3 separate regions of the Mus musculus genome follow, and all the other regions are linked to region 1. Evidence: chromatin loops called from intact Hi-C (ENCODE). Cell type or tissue: heart. All regions are shown on one strand.

Evidence for each region. Hi-C counts contacts between places; a loop is a spot of excess contacts. Peaks named below come from ENCODE experiments on the same cell type or tissue, not always from the same donor. Only the 100,000 strongest peaks of a DNase experiment are listed, where the experiment ranks them.
Region 2: a loop joins it to region 1, with 2.3 times the contacts of the local background. A loop is called at or near these places in 2 of 42 quality-filtered maps.
Region 3: it touches region 1 in a loop (2.1-fold over the local background); 2 of 42 quality-filtered maps call a loop at or near these places.

The regions. Positions count from the first base shown.
Region 1 is chr13:53,281,617-53,289,616 of GRCm38, reverse strand. Ror2 (receptor tyrosine kinase-like orphan receptor 2) reads left to right here and starts at 3,493. Exons shown (of 9, transcript NM_013846.4): 1 at 3,493-3,836. The coding sequence starts at 3,740. It overlaps Gm33574 (a long non-coding RNA gene), which reads right to left and starts at 3,436. Exons shown (of 3, transcript XR_382385.4): 1 at 3,119-3,436; 2 at 974-1,160. In heart, a CTCF peak has its summit at 3,407 (motif pointing right); DNase peaks (open chromatin) are centred at 3,306 and 4,036; H3K4me3 peaks cover 4,174 bases; H3K27ac peaks cover 4,685 bases.
Region 2 is chr13:53,353,243-53,361,242 of GRCm38, reverse strand. Sptlc1 (serine palmitoyltransferase, long chain base subunit 1) reads left to right here. Exons shown (of 15, transcript NM_009269.2): 6 at 2,350-2,482; 7 at 6,963-7,092. Among named protein-coding and RNA genes, the nearest start is that of Sptlc1, 20 kb to the left of the region's middle. In heart, a CTCF peak has its summit at 4,674 (motif pointing right); no DNase peak of the experiment used is centred here.
Region 3 is chr13:53,209,231-53,217,230 of GRCm38, reverse strand. The region is part of intron 1 of Ror2 (receptor tyrosine kinase-like orphan receptor 2); the gene reads left to right. Among named protein-coding and RNA genes, the nearest start is that of Gm52058, 44 kb to the right of the region's middle. In heart, no CTCF peak of the experiment used is centred here; no DNase peak of the experiment used is centred here; H3K4me3 peaks cover 985 bases; H3K27ac peaks cover 2,581 bases.

The DNA.
Region 1 (8,000 bases):
TCTCAACCATAGAGCCATCTCTCCAGCCCTTCAAACTATGACACTTAGGCTTTGTGAACTAGCAGCTGTAACTACTGGTGTAAAAACTGGGTCTTGGGCTGGAGAGATGGCTCAGTGGTTAAGAGCACTTACTGTTCTTCCAAAGGTCCTGAGTTCAAATCCCAGCAACCACATGATGGCTCACAACCATCTGTAATGACATCTGACACCCTCTACTGGTGTGTCTGAAGACAGCTACAGTGTACTTACATATAAATAATAAAAGCAAACAAAAAAACAAACAAAAAAACTGGGTCTTTGGTTCATCATTCCTGGATCTGAATTTGTGGAGACATAAGGCCAAAGAACTTAAGTACTTGTACATAGAGGTAAATAGCTAGAGGTACTTTATGAAAGCACGTGTTCTGAGTGGACTGTGACTTCAGGAGAGGTTCATGTGGCCCTGTAGGTTGGAAATAGAAAAGCCACTGGTTGTGCCTTATAAAACATTTCAAATTAGAAAGGCATTGGAGTGGTAAATGAACGAATTTATTATGTTTGTTCTAAACTGGCCTCTTGCCCCTGTCCCCCTTTTACACGTGTTCGGTTATCATGTGTGTGTGTATATGTGGAGGTGTGCATATTCAAGGCACATGTCAGAGGACATGTGTGGGGCCTGGGTCTCTCCTTCTACTATGTGTGTCCCAACGATCAGACTCAGTTTGTCAAGCTTGGTGGCAAGCACCTTCAGCTGCTGAGCCACCTTGCTGCCCCTTTCTTTTTCCAGAAACATGTATGCACACTGCTGTATTGTCTCCACTATGACTGGAGCTACACCAGTAAGTATATCCTTAAGTTTCTTCAGCTCCAGAGGGAAAATGGACCTAAATCAAGAGGGCTGCAGAACACAGGTGGGCTAGCTTTCCATCACTGTGGCAAAATACCTGAGACAGACAGCTTGTAAGGCAGATGGACAGGTGTGGGTGCAGCCTACCTTCCGCGGGGTTCTGTAGTTCTTTACTCCAAATTTCTCTCCTGGAGGGAAGAGAGAGACTCCTAAGCCTCATGAGCCTCAGGAAGCTCCTGAAATCTACAATCATGACTAGGCTCCTCCAAAAGGTGAGACAGTTAATCGTTCGTTGGTGGTGGTGAAGGAGGAGGAGGCTCTTCGGAGGAACTGCCTGCAGAGTATAAAGAATTCCAGAGTTCCACTTTTGGTTGAACTTTCAGAGATACAGCTGCCATTGTATCACACACACACACACCCATCCTCACACACACCCCAACTCTGTAAATAACATTGGTTCAGTACGCTAGGTGTGGTGGTTTGAATAGGAATGGCCCCCACAAACTCATGTGTTTGATTGCATGGCCCACAGTGAGTGGTATTAGTAGGAGGTGTGGCCTTGTGGAGGGAAGCGTGTCACTGTGGGAGCAGGCTTTAAGGTCTCCTATGCTCAAGCTTCGCCCGGTGTGGCACACAGTCTCCTGCTGCTGCCTGTGGATCCGGATGTAGAATCCTCAGCTCCAGCACCATGCCCGCCTGCAGGCTGTGGTGTTTACGATAATGGATGAAACCCTTGAACCTGTAAGTCAGCGTGAACTAAATGTTTCCTTTATAAAAGTTGCCCTGGTCTTGGTTTCATGGCAATGAAACCCTCAATAAGTGGCTTGGGTGGAATTATTTGTGAATTTGGTCTTTGGCAGTAACCTGTCTGGGCTTCATATGGGTGCACTCCTGCAGCACAGGGGAAGGTTTCCAAACTATAGCAACAGATAACATGACTACTGGGGCATGTGTCTGTGGTGGGAGTCCTGCTACTCTACCTGAAGCCCTGTGGGGTTGTGGATTGACAATGACAAAAACAGTGCCATCTTTACCTGGTATTAAAAAGTTACTAAGAATTCTTTTTTTCTCTCTTTTTTTCTCCCCTCCCCCCCTTTTTAAATTTTTGTCTTTTTTTTTTGGAGTCTGTCTCATTATGTAGGTCTGGATATCCTGGAGCTGATTCTGCAGCCCAGGCTGGTCTCAGACTCACAGAGCTCTGCCTGCCTCTGCCTCCCAAGTTCATCAAAGACACATGCCACCGTGACTAGCTACAAATAACTCTTAAAGTCATAAAAAAACCAAGACTACAGGCAACCCAATTAAAACCAAATGTGGGGCTGGAGCTATGCCTTCGTGGGTGAGTGCTTGCCTAACATTCGAGAGGTTCTGGGCTCAGTCTCCAGCACCATCTGCACATGCCTGCAATCCAAGCGCTCAGGAGGCAAAGGCAGGGTACACTCGAGGTTATCTTTGGCTACATAACAACTTTGAAGTTAGTCTAGGATTCATGTACCTCTGTTTAAAAACAACATCAACAACAATGAAAACAACTGAACCAAATAAGACCAACCTTGGTCCTTGGCAACACCCTGTCAAAGAGGAGTGATGCTGCCGGGGCTGGAGAGACAGCTGGCTCAGCAGTTAAGAGCACCGACTGCTCTTGCAGAGGACCCTGGTTCAGTCCCCAGCACTCCCAACGAAGCTCACAATCATCTGCAACCTTAGCTTAAGGGGATGTAAAGCCCTCTTCTGACCTCCTCTGTCACTGCACACATCTAGGTCACAGCCATGCACGCAGGTACTCACACATGCATGTAAAATAAAAATGAGCACATCTCAAAGCAGCAACAACAAAGGCTGGGGATGTAGATCAAACTGTTTGCCTAATATGTAGAAGACCTTGAATTAAACTCCCAGCCTCCTCCTTTCAAATATTTGAAGTGATATTTCCCAGAAGAAGTTTAGGCTGTTGGTGAACAAAGGAAAGATACTACCGTGCAAAGGCACATAACATTCATTAGGAAAATACACGTTAACACATACATTGTCGACGCCCTGGTCTCCAGTGTGTTCTTGGGATACTCCAGGACCCCTCGCTCAAGCTCTGCCCCAGGACCCTTCACTTCCCTGATGTGTGCTGGCTGTTGTCATAGCCTTGGTTGGCTCCCATCCTACTACCCTCATTAATGGGGCGTGTGCTGACTTTTTGCTAGATTCCCGGAGGGTCCTGATCCTCCCAAGGGGCTTGGCAGGACGCCCATGGGGACGCAGCCGGCTATATTCTGGAAAATCTGTGTTCGAAGACCATACCTCATCTCTCACTTTGGGCCCAGGATTTCGAAGAACTGACAACTGAATTCCCCTCGTGGGGCTTCATCAAGGGACGCCTAGTTAATGATTTGTGTGGTCCAGGTCCCCAAGTTTCCAGGCTTCTGATGGTGGGTGGCAACACTGCTGCAAGAGCAGATGAACCGGAGGCTCCACCTTTGTGCCTAGAAGTCCCGGAGGCGCTGGCGGGAGGGCGGGTGCTGCAGGCGGCTCCCTGGACGCAGGGGCGGACCCGGCTCCTTCCCGCTCACTCGGGTCGCTGCCCTTGAGTCACTCCGGCAGAGGGCGCCGGCGCCGGCCTCTCTGCCCATCGGGGCGGGCGAGCTGGGGACCCTGCCTCCTGCGCGCCCGCCCGCGTTCCGCCCCCCCTGTGCTCTTCCCGGCGGCCGGCGGGACGCCCGTGCCCGAGCCCCAGAGTCTCTGCAGTGAATCGGTGCATCGGGGCAGGGAAAAAGGGACACCAGAGTGGCCCTCGAAGGGGACCAGCCTGCGAAGCGCGAGGAAGGAAGAAGCGGACGCGTGGCGGGGAGGGGTTGAGGCGCCCCGGCCCGAAGCCCAAAGGCCGAGCGCGCGGTAGGCGACCGGGCACCCACGGCCCGCAGCATGGCTCGGGGCTGGGTGCGGCCGAGCCGTGTGCCTCTGTGCGCCCGGGCCGTCTGGACGGCTGCGGCGCTCCTGCTCTGGACACCCTGGACGGCAGGTAAGGACCCTGCGTGCGCCCTCCGAGCATTGCCCGCTCTTCCACCACTCTCTCGGCCGCCGCGCGGGCGCCGGTGCTCTCGATCGAGGGGCGCCAGGCAAGGCCATGCTTCGCGCGCTCGGCGCCAGCTTGGGCCCGTGCCCTCAGTCGCCTGGGGCTGGTTCCAATGAGCTGCGCTCTAGGGACCACTAAGTGTTTCCAGAGGCCGGGGTGGGCAGCGGCCGGGAGCTTTTCTTAAGTACATCACAGTCGAGATGTGCACCGGTAGACGTGCTCTGTGTGACCCAAGACCTGGACTCCATCGTTTCTTCCCAGGTCACCGCCGTTCCAGTCCACATGCATCCCTTGAACCTTGTCTGCCTCCGGGGCAGATGCGGTCCTGAGTTAGTCTTTTTTTTCCCCGGGGCAGTGGGGAACGCACGATCGAAGGTCTTGGCTTCCCTTTTGTTGAAATTGGTGGCCAAAGTGGTGTTTGGTGGGTCCTGCTTAGCTGGGGGCTTGGCCCCGGGATTTGATTTGCGAGGCTGAAGGGGAAGTGCCCTTCCCCCTGTCCTCGTAGTGTTTTCTCGAGCGTTTCTTCCACCTCTGGAGGATTCTGTGTGGGCTTGATCAGGGCTCAGGAGACCCTGTCAAGGAGCACAGACGTGTTTTTGGAGGATACCTGGGTAGAAATGACTGTGGTGGCCGGAGGAGGAAGAGGCGATGATCCTCCCAGTGCAAACCCTAGAGCACCTACTGGCCGTCAGGTCTGTGGCCCGAATCCCCGCGGCCTGTTGGCTCGGCTGAAGGTAGGCACGGCCTCCGGGCCCAGGAGGGTCAGGGACTCTTGAGGTTTGCCCTAAGTTTCTGAGCTGCGTGAGACGCGCCCTACTGGGACAGTGACTTCAGTGTTCCCCAGCCCCCCAGTGTTCCCGCAAGCAGGTGAGAGTTAAGGGGCAGAGTCAGGCAGCAGGACTTGGGGATCTTTCCAAGTCCTGCTGTGCGGGGGCGCTTTCTTGTGTCGGGTCCAAAGAAGGAAGGAAATGCTGAGCAACCTTCCAGGAGGGCGTTTGGGTTTAAACCGATGCTGATGGTATTTACCGTTTCTGATCTCTTGATTTGCATTGATACACCTATCCCCGAAAGCAGGAACCGCTGATTGCAGAATGAGAGTGCCCTGTATCTTAAATTAATGTCATTACCAAACTGCCCGCCCCGCAAGAATTCCCCCTTCTCCACCATCAAGAAATTCTTTTGAAACTAAGGGGCTATAAACTGGTCGCCTCCATAGGGATTTTGGCCTTTGCCACAGGCCCTTACAAATCTTGTGGTTTGGGGTGTCTTGAGGTGTAGCTGGGGTGGGGGCACAGGATCCGCTATGGTAAGGGGGCAGGAGCCTTGGTTGCTTAAAGTCAATTTTGTAACCAGAGTAGAAAGGCCTACTTGCATTTTGAATGTATCAGTTTGAGGACTGCCTTCACTTGGGTAGGAAGGATAATCGCGTCTGATGAAGAAAGCCACCAGCCCCCCCCCCCCCCATCTGTGGGGGTAATTTATCTTTGCTAGTGAAATGGAACTGTAATCTCTAGAAAGACTTTGTTTCTCTTGTTTCTGGATTGTTTGCTAGTCTAGTCGATAGATAACAGGCATGCTTGTTCGTGTACACACACACACACACACACACACACACACACACACACACACACACACGAAATTATACAGGGCACGTGGGTGTTTGAGATCTTTTTTGTTGTTAAGGAGTGAATCCCAGCAATTGGAGAGTTCTATACTTGAAAGGATTTGGGATGTAAAAACATGAAAAAATTATTTTAAAAGGATATATGTTCTTATTCCATATTTTAATAGAAAGACTCCATTCCCTAAGGACAGGAATACCTGCTTTGGGACTCTGTTCTCAGGGGTAGGCAGGACAGGAGTGATGGGGCTTTTGCCTTCTCCTGCCTCTCATTTCTGCAGGGCCCAGATTGCCTCTGGCCCATATCCCTGAGTGGTGGTCACAATACCCAATGACAGTCTTCTTAGAAGAAAAGAAATGAGATCATCTTGTGTAAAAGACTTTGTGGAAACAGAAAAGATTTTGTGTGTGCAGTAAAACATGTTTTTCTTATTATGGTTGAGTACCAAGCAGGGAAGAGCTACACATTCGAAACCTTTCAGTGTTTCATAACAATTTCAAGTCGAGCCCTGGCATCCAGTGATGAAGAGCGCCACCCTGAAAATCCGAGCCTCACGGACTCCTTTGGGACATACATTATCAGGGAAGGGATCCGACCAGCCAGGTTCCATTTAAAACAAAACAAGACAACCCAGAAGGTGGTTTTTCTTCTGGAGAGTCATAACCTGAGGCCTCCAGCATGCTAGGTTGGCACCCTCCCTCTGAGCTGGGCTCTCCCTGTGGCTGCTCTTGCTTAGTTAACCTGGTATAGCGAGAAAGCCAATAAGCTTTCTGCTTGGTATTTTTGCATGCAAACCCAAACCCAAACCTAAACCACTGGTTTAAAAAACGTGCATTTTTGGGAGCAGTTTTGATGGCAATCCCCTGCAAAGGCTGGAAGCAGCACCCAGTGACTTTTCTATTCTTGTTGTTAAACATTCTTCCCATTGTTTACCCAGAACGTAGCTGTAATTGGTGTTTGTGTGACTTGCAGAGAGTCTCTCACTAGTTGCCTCTTTAAACAGATAGCCTGGGGAACTTACAAGCCTGGCAGAAGCTACACTTTATGCAGGCTTTTTTCTTTTTTCTTTTTTAAAGCATCTTCTAAAGAGAATGGGATGGATACTCAGGAGTTAGAAGTGGCTTCTTTGACTGGTCAGGGAGGTGAATCCTTCTTGGAGGTATTTCAACTCTTCTTTAGAGTGTGTTGTGGGGATGGCCAGGAAGGGAAGGTGTCATTATGAAGCACGCTACTACTAAATGGTATGCTACTGGAAGGTTCATGGAGTGTCCCCTAAGGTGACATAGATCTCCCGGCATCTATCTGCCGGTTGTTTGGAGACCTGGAGAGGAAACAGTGATCTCCTTGCTACCCAGTTGTGACCACTGGATTTGCTTTGCTATACCCCACTCGAGATTCCCTGGGCTGGCCATTCCTACGTGGGTCTTCTGGCTGGGACTACTCTTTGTGAGCCATTAGACTGTTTCCTCCTTGGGGAACCCCAGTGACTACTTATATGGGACCCTATGTCCCCAATGGCAAACACACAGGATTTCCAAGCAGAGCCAGGATTGTGTTTTTCTTGGGTGTGTGTGGTTACTAGTCAATTTGTATAAAAGGCTGTTGGGTAAAAAGGACCCATTTGGTCACTGTGGCTTTGGAGTCTTGGATTCGTGCCATTCCATTCGTACCATCCCCTGGTGACAGTGAGGTGCTGACGGGGCGGTGTAACCTCTCCAGTTTTGGAGTTTAAAAAAAACAAAAAACAAAAGCAAAGCAAAGCAATTAAGGGGACTGCAGCCCAGGAGCTATGGCGGGAGCCTACTTGGGCTGTTGAAGGCCTTCTTCACCTAGCATGTATTTATTTGGTTTGGTTAGAGGAGCTTGCCAAGTTGGAACCCAGGGTGGAACAGCTCTGCTTACATGTACAGCGCTCATAAAAACTGTCTAGGGTGTAATGTGTTTGAAGTCATATTGACAGAGCAGCTGAGGAGCGGTTGGTTGGACCATGGTGAAGATTTTCGTAACACTTTTCAAAATGGGATTGGTTTTGGTTTGGTTAAGCGTCGCTGATGAGTTTTCTGGGATACGTTTCCTTTAAGTTCTAATTCTGATCTCACCTCCCTGCCCCCGCCCCCATCAAAAAAGCCAAAGGGAAGGAAATAATTACAGAAAAAAAGTTGAGCCTAATTCGACTAAGTAGCTTGGCCTCTAGAAGGTCTTAAGCCCCAATGGGAAGTGTGTGTGTGTTTAATTGTGTTGGAATGAGCTTCAGTAAGCTCTCTGCCACTTCTGAGATGTTATCAGGGGAGAATGTGGCTGCTGCCCTGAACCTCTGAGAGTGGGGGAGGGGTCCCCCCATCACCAATGCACCCAGCTTAATGGCTTCCAAACCCTCCTGGAAGGGCAGCTAACAGGATGTACAGTTAAATTACAGAAACATTTTGGCTTGAACTCGTCGTAACATTTATGCTGTGGAGTATAGGAGCTGCCAGGCACATGTGACTAT
Region 2 (8,000 bases), 72 kb before region 1:
TGTCAGCTCATGATTAAAATTTATCTGTTATAACAGCACCCCTTTTTCCCACTTTTATTAAAAATAGATTTTTTTCTCATATAATATATCCTGATTATGGTTTCCACTCCCATCCAGATCAACTTCCTTTCTGTCTGTCATTAGATAACAAACAGGTTTCTGAGGGATACTAATAAAATAAGATGAAACAAAAACTAACACATTGGAGTTGGGCAAGACAAACAGTAGGAAAAGTGCCCAAGAGACGGCACAAGAATCAGAGACTCGACCTCTCTGTGCTGTCTGCTTGTGGGTTGTATTAATGAGGGTTCTCTAGAGTAACAGAATTTATAGAGTGGGGCGGGGGCGGGGGGCGGGGGGGGGGGCGGAGAAAGCACACGTATCGTGAAGATTTACTGGGATGACTTACAAGCTACAATCCAGCTAATCCAAGAATGGCTGGCTGTGAGATGAAAATCCAAAATCCAGTAATTGCTCAATCCATAAGACTGGATTTCTTGGCTAGTCTTCATTTCAGTATCTGCTGGAATCCCAAAGAAATAGTTTCCAATGCCAGTGAGGGAATGAAATATATGTGCTAGCAAGACTGGGGCAAGCAGACTATGAACAGCACCTTCCTTCTTCCATGGACTTCGATAGGCTTCTAGTAGGTGTGGCCCAGATTGAAGGTGCATCTTCCCACATCAAGATCCAGATCAAAGGTGTGTGTGTTCCTGCCTCAGATATCCAGAATAGAAGTCTCCCATCTCAAACCAAGCTAAAATAATCCCTCACAGATGTGCACTCCATTTCTGGATTCTAGTTCATTCCAGATGTAATCACGTTGACGGCAAGAACAGCTAACACATGGGTCTCTATCTGTTCCCATCTGCTATAGGAGGAAGCTTTTTTGATGATGACTGGGTAAGAGATTGATCAATAAGTATGGTGCTTGGCCCTTCAAGCAGTGTTGTGTATGGAAGGAGCCTTAAGTCAAATCAAGTATTAGCTGGTTGTTCCCACCAACTTTGTGCTACCATCTTACATGCAGGACAGCATTGCAGATTAGAGGGTTGTGACTGGCGTGGTGGTTACATTTTCTTTTGGGACCATGCAAGAGTACATTTGTTCCTGTGCCAAAGATGCTAGAACATAGGAATGAAGGCTCTATGTAGACACCAGCTAGACTTCATGTTCAATGAGTTGTGTGTTAGCATCAGTCATGGCATCAGTTTGTGGAGAATAGCCTATAGTATTAGCAACAGCCTGGGTTGTTTGGGGTTCCCATGGGATCCTTTTGGCCAACAACTCCATTAAATGTAACCCAGTCCTGGTACTGGCAGCTTCATTTGGTTACAAGAGATGGCCAGCTGGAGCTCTGTTCCTTCCCCCGTTGTTTAGAGATTTCATTTGGATTGCCTTCATATACGTATACATCTTAGAAAGCTTCTACTGCATACAGTTGTCATACTACCCCTCAAATGGCCCTTATTTAGCTATTTGTCCCTGTGTTCCCTCCCTCACGCTCTTCTCCTCTCCTCCTTACTTGCTCCTCCTGTTCCCATCCATCCATAACTATCTATTCTATTTCCCTTTCCTATGCCCCTTAGTCCCTTACTTTATACCTACCCTCTGTGGTTCTGTGGACTAATACCAGCATTCTTAAGCTGTGTCTACACGAGGACCTGGTTTCTGTTGGTGCTGTGAATTTGACTTTCCCCAGTGTACACTTGCTGCACCTGAGTGCTAACCTGAGCTATTGGAGAAGAGTTCTAGCATGTCTCTGTGCAGAGTAGGTCAAGGGAAGATGAAGTGGGTTAGGTAAGTAAGGCCGATGTGTGTGGGATCCTGGAGGCAGAGCTGAGGAGGTAAAGCTGTCCTGCTCCATGGTCTGCCACTGCTCCGTTCCCAGTGGGGGCAGTTGTTTAATGCCTAGCTGCTCCGTCCCAGTGGGGGCAGTTGGTAATACCTGGCTTAGGGAGGTAGGGAGCTGCTTTCAGTTCATGGTCTCACAAGAACTTTGAGACCAAAGCTATCTTAATCTTCTAAGGTGGTGGGGGGAGTTGTTTTTGTTTTTTTATTCCATTTTGGGCTCTGTAGGTAAGCTTACTTGCTGCCAAACAAGTGTTTGATTCTCCAGAGCTAAAATACTAATGGAGACAGTGAACTCTTACAAGTTGTCCTCTGGCCACCACACATGGACTATGACGCACGCGCACACGTGCAAGTAATTATGTATTTTTAAAATTCCATTTTGTCTGTAAGGTGAAAGGGGCAGTAATTAAATGACTATGTACTTTTTATCATTTGTTAGTAAATGAAAAAGAATTACAAGACAGTTTAACTGTTTTCACTTTTGTCTTAAAATAGATGTCCATCTGGATTTAGAAGAGCGCCTGGCAAAGTTTATGAAGACCGAAGAAGCCATCATTTACTCGTATGGCTTCTCCACCATAGCCAGTGCCATTCCTGCGTACTCTAAGAGAGGGGACATCATCTTTGTGTAAGCGCTCTCACCTGCACTCCTGACCACATTCCGCCAGAAACTGCACAGCGCTGGCAGCCAGGGTCCGCAGGTCCTCGATGGAACTTATAAGCTGAAAGGAAGAAGGAATCTTCCCGGGTTCTTGGTTTTGTTTTGCTTGTTTTCCTGGTCAAGACCCTTCCCCATGAGATGCTGGACAGTGCAGGGCTCACGCTCCTGGCACCGTGATTGCTTTTGCTGATGTCCAAATGAGGCATGCCGTCTCCTTCCCGTCAGCTCTGTGGCCCTGCCATGCGCTGAGTCATGGTCACAGCCTCACATTGCTTACTGTGCCTGGAAATGTCACATGCTCCTCATCACCCATCCTTCCTGGTCCCCAGGTCTCTATTGAGCTTGCCTCAGTGCTCATTAAGGATGGGAGCTGAGGCAGGGGCAGTGGCTCCGTGCTTAAGCGCTGGCTGCTGTTGCAGAGAATCCAGCATGGTTCTCGGCATCCATATACAGCAGACAACTGTCTGCAACTCCAGTTCCAGGATCTCTGATACCCTCTCCTGGTTCCTTGGATATAGGCACACGTCATGTATGTACGTATGATCAGACAATCACTCATACAGATAAAATAAAAATAAATATTTTTTAAAGGAATATAAGGGCCACCAGGTAGGGATACCCCTGACTGCTACGGCAAGTCTGCAGACTCAGGCGTGTCTCCTGAGTGCATGGGGTGCTGTTTACTGCAAGGGGAAAGCTGCTGGCCATGCAGCTGGCATCAACAGTTGTTAGCATCTTGCATTGAGGTTTACAAAACTGTCTTTTCACTATAGCAAGCTGTTTTCAATGACTGTAACTTACACATCATAAACATAAGGACAGGAAGGAAATGAAGATAAGCTAGTAAGGAGATGCTCTCTCGCATCCCCCTCCCATTTCCATGTGTGCGTGTGTATGTGGAAGCCCAGGGTTGGTGTTTGGAGTCATCTAGCAGTGTTCTCCCATACTCAGGACAACCTGAGCTCCCTGAGGGCTAGTCTGGCTAGCTGATTTGCTCTGGGGAGCTCTTCTCCTCACAGGGGGCATTTACACAGGTTCTGAGAAGCCAAGCTCCAGTCCTCACGCTTGTAAACAAGCACTCTAACTGCTGCACCATCTCTGATCCCTAAGTACACTTCTGGGGATATAGTTTATATCTTTTCTTGCTGACTATCTTAACCTACTAAAATATTATCATTTCAGGGGCTTGTTCCCATTTTTTGGTTTATACTCATTGTTTACAGGATTGGCCTCTCTGTGCATATGCGGAACTATTTCCTTGAGAACTCTTTCAGGCGTTCTGGGTGGAGATAGGCTCTTCCTGCCATTGGTTTGCTGGAAATCCGTCTCCTCACCTTCACCTTTGTTAAATCTGACTGATGATGACCTTCAGTCTTCCTGTCCCTTTGTGTGTGCAGCCGGCCTTTCGGGAAGTTTTCTACCCTGTTGGCATTCTCGTATCCTTTTCTACCCCCATTGGCCTAGATACTTGCTTTTTAATGCTGCCCCAAAGCTCCTGTGAGCCATCTTCACCATTTGCGAATGGCCTGTCCTGAGCTCAGGGACTGAGCTCTGTGGTGCTGACGCCTCTCGCCACACTTTCTTTTCCTGCTCAGTGTGCTCTTTTAGCACTTCACAGTCCGTGTTTCTTCCTGTCAGTTTCTGTTAGAACACTGAGAAGTTTATCCGTGCTTCCTCTGAGCTTGGGTTTCCTGAGAACGCTGTTGTGAGTTGCGTGAGTTCTCTTCATCACTGATTACTGTGGAGGCAGCCTCTGCTACCTTATTTTGAGGTTTTACTTTTTAAGATTTCTATTTAACATGTGGGTGTGTTGTCTGCATGTATTCACACCATGTGTGTTCAGTGCCTACCATGTGAGTGTAGTGCCCACAAAGGTCAGGAGAGGATGTCAGATCTCCTAGAGCTGGGATTAAGTATGGTCCTCTAGGCATCGTGTGCTGTTGGGAATTGAACCCAGGTCCTCTGTAGAGCAGCAGTGCTTGTCACAGCTGAGCCAGCTCGCCCAACCCGAGGTCTTAGTGATTGAAAGCTCTTGATGGTGTGAAAGTTCTGGGCAGTCAAGGATTGTGGCTTGTCTTTTCACAGTGGCTTAACTAGCATGCCCAAGAGGAGGTGTACTAGAAGTGATCTGTTGTATTGCCACTCTTCGAACACTAGAGGGCAATCCAAGCCCAAGTTCCTGTCAAGTTCATAGATGGTGGTTGTGTAGGGATGAATCTGAAGTACCTAGAAAGGTTGGTAAGTTTTCACAAGCCCCTGCCATAGGCCCAGGAAGCTTGTTCTGGGTGTCACCGGCATACAGAATTCTGTTCAACATGGCATAATCATTGTGCATAGATTTACTCTGCTTCCTGGGCCATACTTATACTGGCAACACTGACAAACTATGTGATGTCACAGGCCCTAAACCCACACATCACTGGTGACACGCCAGAGCACACCTACCAGAGTAGTCTGGACTGACTAAGGCAGAAATGGACTTTGTGACCCATGACCGGTGCAACTGGCATGGGTGATCCTGTCTCTTACGGAAGTTTCTTACACCAAGACATCCTCTGTTACCCAGGTGTTATCCTCAGACCTGAGGCAGAGAGTCAGTGGAATGTGTGCCTTCTCAGTGTTACACTCTGAAGTCAGGTCTCTGCTTTTCTTATTGTACCTCCCTGAATAGAGTCTTGGACCACAGTAATGGGTGAAGGTGATCCCTTGGCCACCTAGACAGGTGCTAAATGACTGAAAGCAAGTTGAGCTGTGCATGCATTTGAAGCCTCGAGAACCTGCGGAGGATGCACTGTAGCCCTGTAATTCTTTTGACCTCACCTGTTTGGGGTTTGCCCACTGTCTTTAACCTGTGGGTTTAAGTTGTTTTTGTATTAGGGTTGTAGCCAGGTTCTTTGTGTCATTCTGCGGTTCCCTTCTGTGACTAGTGACATGGATGCCAGCTCCCTTGTCATAGCTCCCTGGAGCTCTGTTCTCTTCTTCCCCTCAGCTGTTTCTCCCTGGCAGTGACTCGTTTCAATTATGTCTTCCTGGTTACTGATCCCTTCCCTCTGCTCCTTGGCTATTTCTTTTTCAGAGTTCCATCTCTGCAGGATTTCCTCTGTAACTTCTGTTTGCTCTGGCTGTCTGTTTTAACTGGCTTGTTTCAGGTTTGTTGGTCATGCTCATTGAAGCATTTTTTATCCTGGCTGCTTTGAGTTCACTCATAGGTCTTCTTGGGCCCTGTCAGCTTAGTGGCATGAGGGACACTTGATGGAGCTGATCCTCAGCTGGAACCTAGGCATTTCCTGTTACGTGGCTCCCCTCTGTGTTATGTGGGTCTCTATCTAACTGCTGCCTGTAGGTCACATACCCTGAGGGAGCTGTAAGTGCGGCCCCATGAACAACAACACTGAGATTCCCCTCCTAACTCAGTCATGTTTCTGGAGCATGAATTTTGCAGATGACAGTATTGGGGTGCCGTCTGTCTGGGTTGGCTTCCACTGACACTGGGGACATGGGAGGGAGGGAGCCGGCCACCATCTTGTACCTGCTTCAGCTTGGCACCCAAGGTCAGAGATTCTCCATTGCCACTGGGTGACGGTGACAGGTCTGATTTCCTTGGTGTTACCACTGACAACACCCATTGCCTCGTTGTTACCATGTGGGGTGGAAGCTTGTTCCCAGGGAAGGTGCAGGCTGCCGTCCTCATATTCCTCAAAGGCCAAAGGCCAAGTTCTTCCCTCCCCTCAGCGGGGGGTGGGCGAGTGAGGTTAGACCAGGTTCCCTGTGAGCTAGGTTACACGGATCCCTGTGCTGCTTGCCTATGCTCAGTGCTTGTTGTCCGGAAGTTCCGCCCGCAGCTAGACTGCCAACATTTCTTTTTAAAATATTGTTTTTTAAAAAAGACATTTATTTATATATTTATTTTTTATTTAATGTACATGGGTACACTGTAGCTGTCTTCAGGCATACCAGAAGAGGGCATCGGATCCCATTACAGAGGTTGTGAGCCACCATGTGGGTGCTAGGAATTGAACTCGGGACCTCTGGAAGAGCAGTCAGTGTTCTTAACCACTGAGCCATCTCACCAGCCCCTGCCAGTGTTTCTTTATGGAGCACGATGAAGTGCCATCAGGTAAACAGAGCTGCCACTAAGGGTGAGATTACTATTGCTTTCCAAAGTTCTTAGCAAGAGGAGCACATGAGTAAGCTCAGATGCCATGCACAGCATGGGTCATGAGTTGAGAGTGGTCAGGATGCAGCTAGCCATGTTTCTTGGAAGAGATTAAGTGAAGTAAGTCCTGTGGATAGGATGTGCAGCATGAAGAGCAAACAGTGGTCAAACGCTTTCTGTTTGCTGTGTTCCAGGTAACAGCTGGAGGCTGGTCTGCTACACAAGCAGGCATTCTTCTGAGAATGTTGACAAGGCCCTTTAACCCCAATTTGGTGCCTCTCTTCCTTGCAGGGACAGTGCGGCCTGCTTTGCTATCCAGAAAGGATTACAGGCATCAAGAAGTGACATTAAGTTATTTAAGCATAATGATGTGGCTGACCTGGAGCGACTGCTAAAAGAACAAGAGATTGAAGATCAAAAGGTAGGATCCTTTTGAAGGAAACTGTGCAGCTCTTTGTACTTCCTAAGCAGCTAAATTATAGATGAAATGGTAATTTGTCATTGAAAACTTGCCTGCGGATCGCATTTGGATGTTAGGTAAGGGTGTTCCTGCTTATTAAATGTATCTCAGCTTGGAGAGCCTTGTCACGTTATGCAGACGGGGCAGCATTCTACGGAGGCCGAGAGGAGAGCAGCAGCCTCCCCTTCAGGAGATGCAGAACTTTGGGTTCTACATATGAGCTGCAGAACACACTAAGGCTGTAATGGAGTGCGTGGATTAAATTTATAATATACTTATTTATGCCATCAAACCTTAGCCTCCTGAAACTGCAGGCAGCTGCTGTTGGGGACAGCCACCCTGAAGAGGGAATGCCTGGGTGCCCTGAGGATCCCTAGTGGTGGTGATTGGATAATGTCTCCCTGGCATCGCTGGAGTGTGTTTAAAGCATCATTGGGAGGAGTGTGCCTTACTTTTCTGGGCAGTGTGGATGGGAAGTCAAGCTGGTTGGAGACTCTGTAGCAGGACGCCATGATGTGTGACTGTCTTGGAAACCCAGTTGTCACATCTCAGGCATCCCTTTCTTCAAGCGGACCTTGCTCATGCAACTCATTCATGACAAGAGGAACTGGTGAGATACTCACCGCCGCCTTTGGTTTGGTGTTCATTTCAGTTTTTCCAATATTTGCATTATTCACTTAGAGTTCTGTCATCTGTGTTTAGGAGTCATCCTGTGCAATAGACACTTAATGAATATGCACAGTCATTGAATATGCATAAGCTCAGTGTGCTGTCAGCCAGTGTGCCATATTTACTCTGTCAAGAAAGGGCTAAAGAAGTCTGAAATTGAGACTGTCCCACAGAATAATTCTTTCAATAGACTAAAGAGA
Region 3 (8,000 bases), 72 kb after region 1:
GTTTGAGTCAGCAATGTCTCCAAAAGCCCACCCATTGAAGGTTCCTAGCCTGTCCTGCTGTTGCGACGTGGTGGGGTCCTTTAAGAGGCGGAGTCTAGCAGTAGAAAGTGATGTCACCGCAGGCATGTCCTAGAGGGATATTGCATCTCCACACTCTTCTTGTTTCCTACTTCCCAGCCACTGCTAGGTGAAGATTTCTTGTATACTGTGTGCCTGTGCGCTGCCTGTGTCCTCCTATGTTGCCCCCAGCCTAGGCAACCCCACAGCTCACCTCAGCTGAGGCTCAGGCTGAGAAGCCGGTGTGTGTATGTGTGTGTGTGTGTCTGTGTCTGTGTCTGTGTTGTGGTCTGCAGGTGTTGGGTGCTCACAGCGGCTAAGCTCCACCCTCTCCTCATTGGCCACTTTGTTTCTCTCTCTCTCCCCTGCTTTCCTGCCTTTTCTTTTTCTCAGTTTTTGTAGCTTCCTCTTCCCTCCCACTTCCTGAAACTCTAAATTGGTCTCTGTAGAACAATTAATGCCTTTATTATCGTATATTAAGTATATACTATAATGGGTTTCATTACGTTACACATATGGGTATTTCATATTTTTGATGATTATTCAATTTCCAATATACTCTCTTGTTCCAATTTCATTCCCATTGATCCTTCTTCTCTTGCTAGATATTCCTCTTTCTACTTTAATGTTCACCCTCCCTCTGTGTGTGTGTGTGTGTGTGTGTGTGTGTGTGTGTGGTATGGTGTGTGTGTGGTGTCTATGTGTGTGTATGGAGGATAGGGTACGGGATATGATTCATTTTATCAGCATTGCTTATAGAAGCATGGGTGAGGGGTTTCCCAGAGGAACAGGGACACCTGTGGTTACACCACTGAAGAAAATGTCTATTCCTCCTCTAGCAATTGTATGCGGCCCATGGATTCTTAAGGATAGGTGGGGTTTTGTGAGCCCCTCCCATTTTTGAGGGTCTTCCTGTCTATCCCAGGCTAGCCTGGAACTCGTAATCCTCCTGCCTCCTGCTTATCCATGCTAGGGTTGCAGATTTTATTTCACTGCACCTGTTTCTAGCCATCCCTAAGACATCTGACTTTTTTTAACTTTGTCTTTGGTTATAGACTTCAGCCCAGAACCTCACTTACTCAAGGCAAGGGCTCTGCTACTGGCTAAAATCACAGCCTAGTTTTATTTCAGATATTTAGAGTTGTGCAGTCAATCTTTAGGCTCTTCCCACACCCTTACAAAGATCTCCGTGCCCTTAGCTGTCACCTACTGTTCCCTACTCCCACCAGCCATCCCTAGCCACCTGCAGGGGTCCCCTCTGTCCCATTGTACTTGCATGCTCTTTATATTTCATGGATGTGGTCTTCTGTGATTGGCTCCTAGGCTGATGGTTTGAGGTTTATCCATGTTGGAGCTCCTGTCTGTACTCAGACCTCTGTAATATAATCATAGCTCATTACTTTGGTACGTCGTGTTCTGTGTACCTGCCATTGTACGAATGTTTGAATGGTTTCTGCATTGTGGCTCTTACAACAATGTGCCTGAATACTGGTGTCCGAGTTTTTATGTGGGAAGACCGTTGGGCTATTTCTAAGTGCCCGCCATCCTCTTAGCTAACTTCTCTTACTCCCCCATCTTTCTTCTCCCTTTCCCGACTTTTTCACTTCCTTCTTCCTTCCTCCCTTTTCCCTTCCTCTTCCCGAGTGTGCATGTGCACATCTGTGCGTGTGCACATGGGGGCCGGAGGGCCACCCTCAGCTAATCTCTTCTCACTCTGTCATTTTCAGTAGAACATCTGTTTTACTTTTGTTTCTTGTTGCTGTGACAGAAGCAACTTATGAGAAAAGGGTTTTTTGTTTGTTTGTTTGTTTTTTGTTTTTTGTTTTTTTAAGTGAAGTCCTTCACAGTGGGAGAAGTCAGGGCAGCTGGACCCTGCAGGAACCAAAGAATCGCATTACGTTCAGTGAAGAACAGTCAACCATGGACTAATGCACGCTTGCTAGCTAGTGCTTAGCTCACCTTCTCTATTAACACAGCCCAAGACCCAAACCCGGGGAATGGTAAATCTCACTTTTAGGCTGGGTCTTCCCACCTTAACATAAATAAGACAATTGCCCCCTCCCGAGATATGCCCTTAAGCAACCTAATCTGCACAGCCCCCTCCCTGAGTCTCCCTCCCCAGCTGGTTCGACATTATGTCAAGTTGACAGACCATCAAGACTCCCCCATCTTAGTTGGGAAGTGGTATGTCCTAGTAGTTTGAAATTGTGCTTCATGGATGGCCACCATCACTGAACATACTTGTGAGTGCCTGTTGGCCATTGGCACATTACAGGGGGAGGATATGACTAGTTAGAGCCTTTGACTGGATTTGATCAAGTTGTCTTAAACAAGAGAAATTCACACCTCGATCTTCTGGAGGCTGAGGGCTGATAGTCAGAGTTGGTAAGGTCGGGCCCACCTTTTCTGTGTCGTAGTACAGACAGCAGCAAACTCTCCACTTAGGCTTGTAGTTAATCTCAACTGGGGCCACACCCACATGGTTTGGAGAGTCAGCCTGATCCATTCCCAAGCTACACTTTGGTCACCATGAATTTAGGGGAAATGCAAATGTAGTCTATTTCTCTCTGTCTCTGTCTGTCTCTTGTCTGTCTCTTGTCTGTCTCTGTCTCTGTCTCTGTCTCTCTCTCTCTCTCTCTCTGTGTGTGTGTGTGTGTGTGTGAAAGTGTAAGAGAGAGTGGGGGAGAGAACACTTGTATGTTGAGTGCACATGCACTTGTGTAGCCAGAGGACAACTTGTTTGTTTGTTTGTTTGTTTGTTTGAGAGGCAGGATGTCTCTCTGGCCTGGCACTTCCTATGCAGAGCCTGTATTGAGTCCAGGAATCTCCCTTTCCACCTTCCCAGTGCTACAATTACAAACACAGCCACCACAGCTCACACTGTGGTTTTGTTTTGTTTTGTTTTGTTTGTTTGTTTGTTTGAGGGTTCTGGGGACAAGGCCTACTGACCAAGCTGTCTCTCCAGCCCTCTGTTTAAACATTCTGTCACTTGCCTCTTGATTTCTGAGTGTCTTCATTTGTCTGTAGCACAGAAGGCAGCCCTGGTTGCAAGTTCCTTTCACATACAGGGAGTCAGGAAGTGCTGTAGAAGACGCCATGACACGTCTGTGTGTCCTTAGGACCCGGAAGTGTCCCCCTCATGTGAGAAAGAGTGAGCTCTCAGGGAGCGAAGGCCTCTTTAAGCTGATAGGTATCTCTTTTTCTGTCAACCTAGAAGCCCTTTGGAACTGTCCTGGTTTTGTTGTTTTGTTTGTTTGTTTGTTTTTGTTTTTTTCTTCTAGTGCCTTATTCAGACCACCCCAATTGGAGTCTCTCTCTCTAATAGCCCCACTTGAGGCTGCAGCTATTTCCAGTATGATCTCTCGGACCCTGCTGGAGCAGTGCCCTGGCCTTGTGGACTGACTTACTTGTGTTCTCACGCCCCACAGGATATGCTGAGGGGAGACCTTATATGAATTTTGAAACCATGGCCTTTCCACACACACCCTAGTTCACTAAATAACGACTCGGAGACTGATTATTATGATTACATGCCGAGGCCAAAAGCTAGGACTTGTTCCCCGACTAGTTCATAACTTAATTATCCCATGTGTTCTATTCTAAGTCCTGCCACGTGGCTGGGTACCTGGTGCTCAGGTTCATATGCCCAGCTTGCCATCTCATTCCTGTGAGAATGTCTCGTACTTCCCTCTATCCTAGAAATCCTCTCTCTACCAGATGTCCCACCTTCTAATCCTGCTTTATGTCATTGGCTGTAGGCCTTTTTATTGACAGGTGAAACTTCCATACATTACACCAAAGATCGCCTCTGCAGAATTTCCTAATTACGATCACTCCAGGTTGAGGCGAGCACCTTTATGTGGCTCCAACACTTATCCATTCCTGTCCCATGGAAAACTTTCTCAAGATTTGCACACTAGAATCAGAGACTCCAGAAAATACTTCAGTCTTCCAAGTCTGTGCAAGAGAAAAAAATTGTAAACACTCCTTAGCAGGGCTGAGACTCCGCCCAGAACCTTTGCAGTGGTGTTGCCCTCTCTGCAGGGACCTTCTGGGTCCTCACAGATGAACACCCAGACTTTATACTCCTCCGGATCCGGGCTGCTTGGCTCCCTTCTAGAGGCCACTCCCTGGAAGGGAGGACTGGCCTGCTTACCGACCTGGAGTCCTGTGAGATACCTGGTATTGCATGTGCTGCTGAGATGTGCATGTTGCTGGGGACAGAGTGGTGACTGTGGCAGGGAGCAGCACTGTGTTCTGATTCCTGATCCTGTGCCCTGCTTGAGGGAACCCTGCTGTGCCACCCTTCATCTGGAAGCCGGGTGATTGGACCACATCTGTGATTAGGATTCTGGGTAGCATATGGAAACCCTAAGAGCCAAGTGTTCTTTGTGTGAGCACACATCCCAGCTATGAAATGAGTGTGAGTTTTGTCTCCCTTGTTTTCAATTAGGACTGCTTCTGTGTATGGAAGCCGTACACACTCCATAAGTATCAGTGGACCCTTAATGTTAGCCTGGATGGCGTCTTCAGTCTGGAACTCCAACCTAGGCCCTTTCTGTGAATGCATGTGTGCACTGTGCACGTATGCCTGTAGTCTTCTGCATTTGCCCAGGTAAGTCACCAAGGGTCAGCGCCTCTGTCCTGGTTAGTGTGAGACAAGGAGCTCCCATTGTAACTTAGGTCCTATCCCTGGGTCCTGCCTGATGAACTGTGGTCTTTGTTCTCAGGTGCCACAATCAAGTGAGCAGGTTGCGCCTGGCCTTTGTTTCTTCTTCCCTCAGCAGGATCAGGACTGGATTCTGGGTGGGAACTAGCCAGCAGCTTTATCTGCCTGGCTGGAGGGGCAGCCTCACGCAGGCTCCCTGCGAAATCCGGAGGAGGATCGGTGGGCGAAGTTTCCACCCTCCCCCTCTCTATCACGTTAGCCCCCTTATTTTCTCCTGTTCATTTCGACAGGATTTATGCTTGATTAAGTTACCCTCTTTTATCATAATTAAAGAAAAATGTGGTGGGAGGGCCGTGAGGACTGTTCAATGAAAACCAGATTGTTGAACCTGCAGGGAAACAAGGGCCGCCCTGTTGCTCCCGGCCCCGCCCAGGCCCCGCCCAGGCCCCGCCCCAGGAGACTACTCAGCTGGGCGCAGAGAGGAGGCAATCTAAACTCTCCAAAGAGCAAGTCTTTTTCCTTGATGCCTGCCCAGAAGGTGGCAGGAAACAGTGGCATTGCCCAGGCATGTCATCTCTTGGTCTGCATCCTTCTGGGAGCTGGCCAATGTCACCCTCTTCTCCTGGGGGGGGGGGGGGGGGTCCGTGAATAACCGTAGGTCTCCTTTTCCGAAGACTTTCCTAGTGAGGCCAGTAAACCTGCTCAGAACCTGCTGGAATGTTTTCTAGAAGTGTGTTTGGAATTGGTTTGGCTCCTGTATCCTGTGCACAGGTCACCCAGCCTCATCAAGGCAACGCTGTGAGAAGGTCTTGTGGCTGCCCCCGGTTGTCAGAAAGCCTTGGTTAGTTAGGGTTGGCGGTGGAGTGATCTCTTTGCCGAAGCGAAGTGGCCCTGTTGTTGCTTCTGACATGGTTTTCTTACTCAGGAAGATGAGGTTCTTCATCTCAGTAAGAAGATAATTTAAGAATGGACCCTGGAGGGAGATCAGGGGACACTCTCAGCTCTGTATGAGAGAAAAGCAACAGGGTTTTTGGTAACTGCGTGGGGAGGAGAGGGAGAAAGTCATGGTGTTTTCATTTAGGCACTGAGGCTGAGAGACAGACAACCCTGCGTGTCATGGAAAACATACTGAGACTTTAGGTCAGTATCCCCACTCCCCAAAAGAAGAAAGATAGGAAAGGAGAAAGAAGAAAAAACACATTTAATGCTTGACCAAGGGCTTATGTTGAGAGGGCACCTGGTCCCAGGCTTGCCTGCCTGTCCCAGGGCAAAGGATTTCACCATGATCATGGGTGGGTGGTTAGAAATATAAATAGAGACAGTTCATTAATAAAGATACATGGCTTAGTGGTTAGAAACAAATCTTGATCTTCCAGAGGACCTGAATTCAGCTCCTAGCACCCACATCAGGCAGCTCAGGATCACCTGTCACTCCTGCTCCAGGGGGATCTGACATTCACAAACAGACCCACTGACACATGCACATCCCACAGACAGACACATGCACATCCCACAGACAGACACATGCACATCCCACAGACAGACACATGTACATCCCACAGACAGACCCATGCACATCCCACAGACAGACACATGCACAAACCCACAGGCACATGCACATACCCTCAGGCACATGCATATACCCACAGACACATACACATACCCATAGACACAAGCATATACCCACAGTCAGACACATGCACATACCAAAGACAGACACATGCAATATCCACAGGGACATGCACATACCCACAGACACATGAACAGACACACACACAGTCACATACCCACAGACAGTCACATCCACATCCCACAAATGGACACATGCACATACTCACTGACAGACACATGCACATAATTTAAAATAATAAAAATAAATGTAAGAAGGGGGAGTTCTCCCAAGACTAGCAGGGGCCCAGTGAGCTGAGGAAAGAGTCCCCCAAAGCATGGCACATGCGATGTGTAAGTTCAGTGTGGGACCTTTCACAGCAGCCCAGGTCTTCAGAGCCACGCCTCTAGGGCTTTTCCCGAGCATGTTGGGTTGTGTCTATGGAGCCCAGGTAGGGAAGGGCTCCCAGTGTATGTTCGCGCGCACCAGCTGACTTCTTTCCAGTGTGGATCTTGATGTTTCAGCCTGGAGTCCCTGGTCTCCTGCCACACTCTCCAGGACAGGCAGGGATTTAGAAATTTCTGGGGCCAGCAGGGTGGGCTGGATACTAGGAGAGGAGGGGGAGGGGCTCCAGGGAACCCCAACAGTGGGCTCAAGGGTTGTAGTCTGCTTCTTCCTTGCCATACCGTATAAAGTGTGCACTGGGTCCCCTGGGAGTGGGGCTGTTTCCAGGTAGGAGTTAGCTTGCCTCTTGCTACCTCAGGGGTCACATAAGGAAGCAGGTGATGGAGGCTGCCGGCTGGAACAGCTAGATTAACACGTGAAGGAAGATAGCTAGAGTTCTCTCTTCCTTGTTGCGAGTAATAAAGCTGTTCCCATTGCATAGAAGGTCATGTGTAGCCCCTGCTAGCCTGAAACTCAGGTAAAGCCCGATGATGACTTTGAAGTCTGAATCTCCAGACTCCACCTTTGTAGTGCTGAGGATGGAACACAGGGCGGTGAGCGTGCCATGTAAGCGCTCTACCAGCTGAGCTACAGTCCCAGCATCAGGTTCTGTTGATGACTGGGGCACTCACCAAGTGCTGGTGTGGATGTCTGTTTAGGGTAGAGGGCATTGTATATTAGTGTTCTACAGCTGCCATAGCAAAGCCCTCACACAGAACAAAGAATCATCTGCATGTGTGTGTGTGTGTGTGTGTGTGTGTGTGTGTATGCATGCATCTAAAGGCCAGAGGTGTCATTCATCAGACATCGCCTACCTGTTTTTTTGGGACTCTATGTACTCGTCTGTCACAAACCAAGTAGGCTGTGCTGGCTAATGAGCAGGCTCCATCTACCTCGCGTCCTCAGCACTGCGATTGTGCCACCACACCCATGTATAGGCCACTGCGCCCATCTATACACCACCACGCCTGTGTGCATGCTGCCGTACCCATTGTGGACCTCATTCCTCTCCAGCTTCCTTCCCATGTTCTCCAGTCTTCTTGCACCCGTGTTCACGACTTGTAACTCCATCTACTGCACAGAATTCTCCTTGGCATTTTAAATGGGTTCACGGTTTTTGTACTCGGGGAAAGGGTAGGTTCTGTACATCATACCTCTTCTGAAAAGGTCTGCTGTTCTGCTTGTTTGTTTTTCTCCTCTCCTAGGGTTGATGGCGAAACC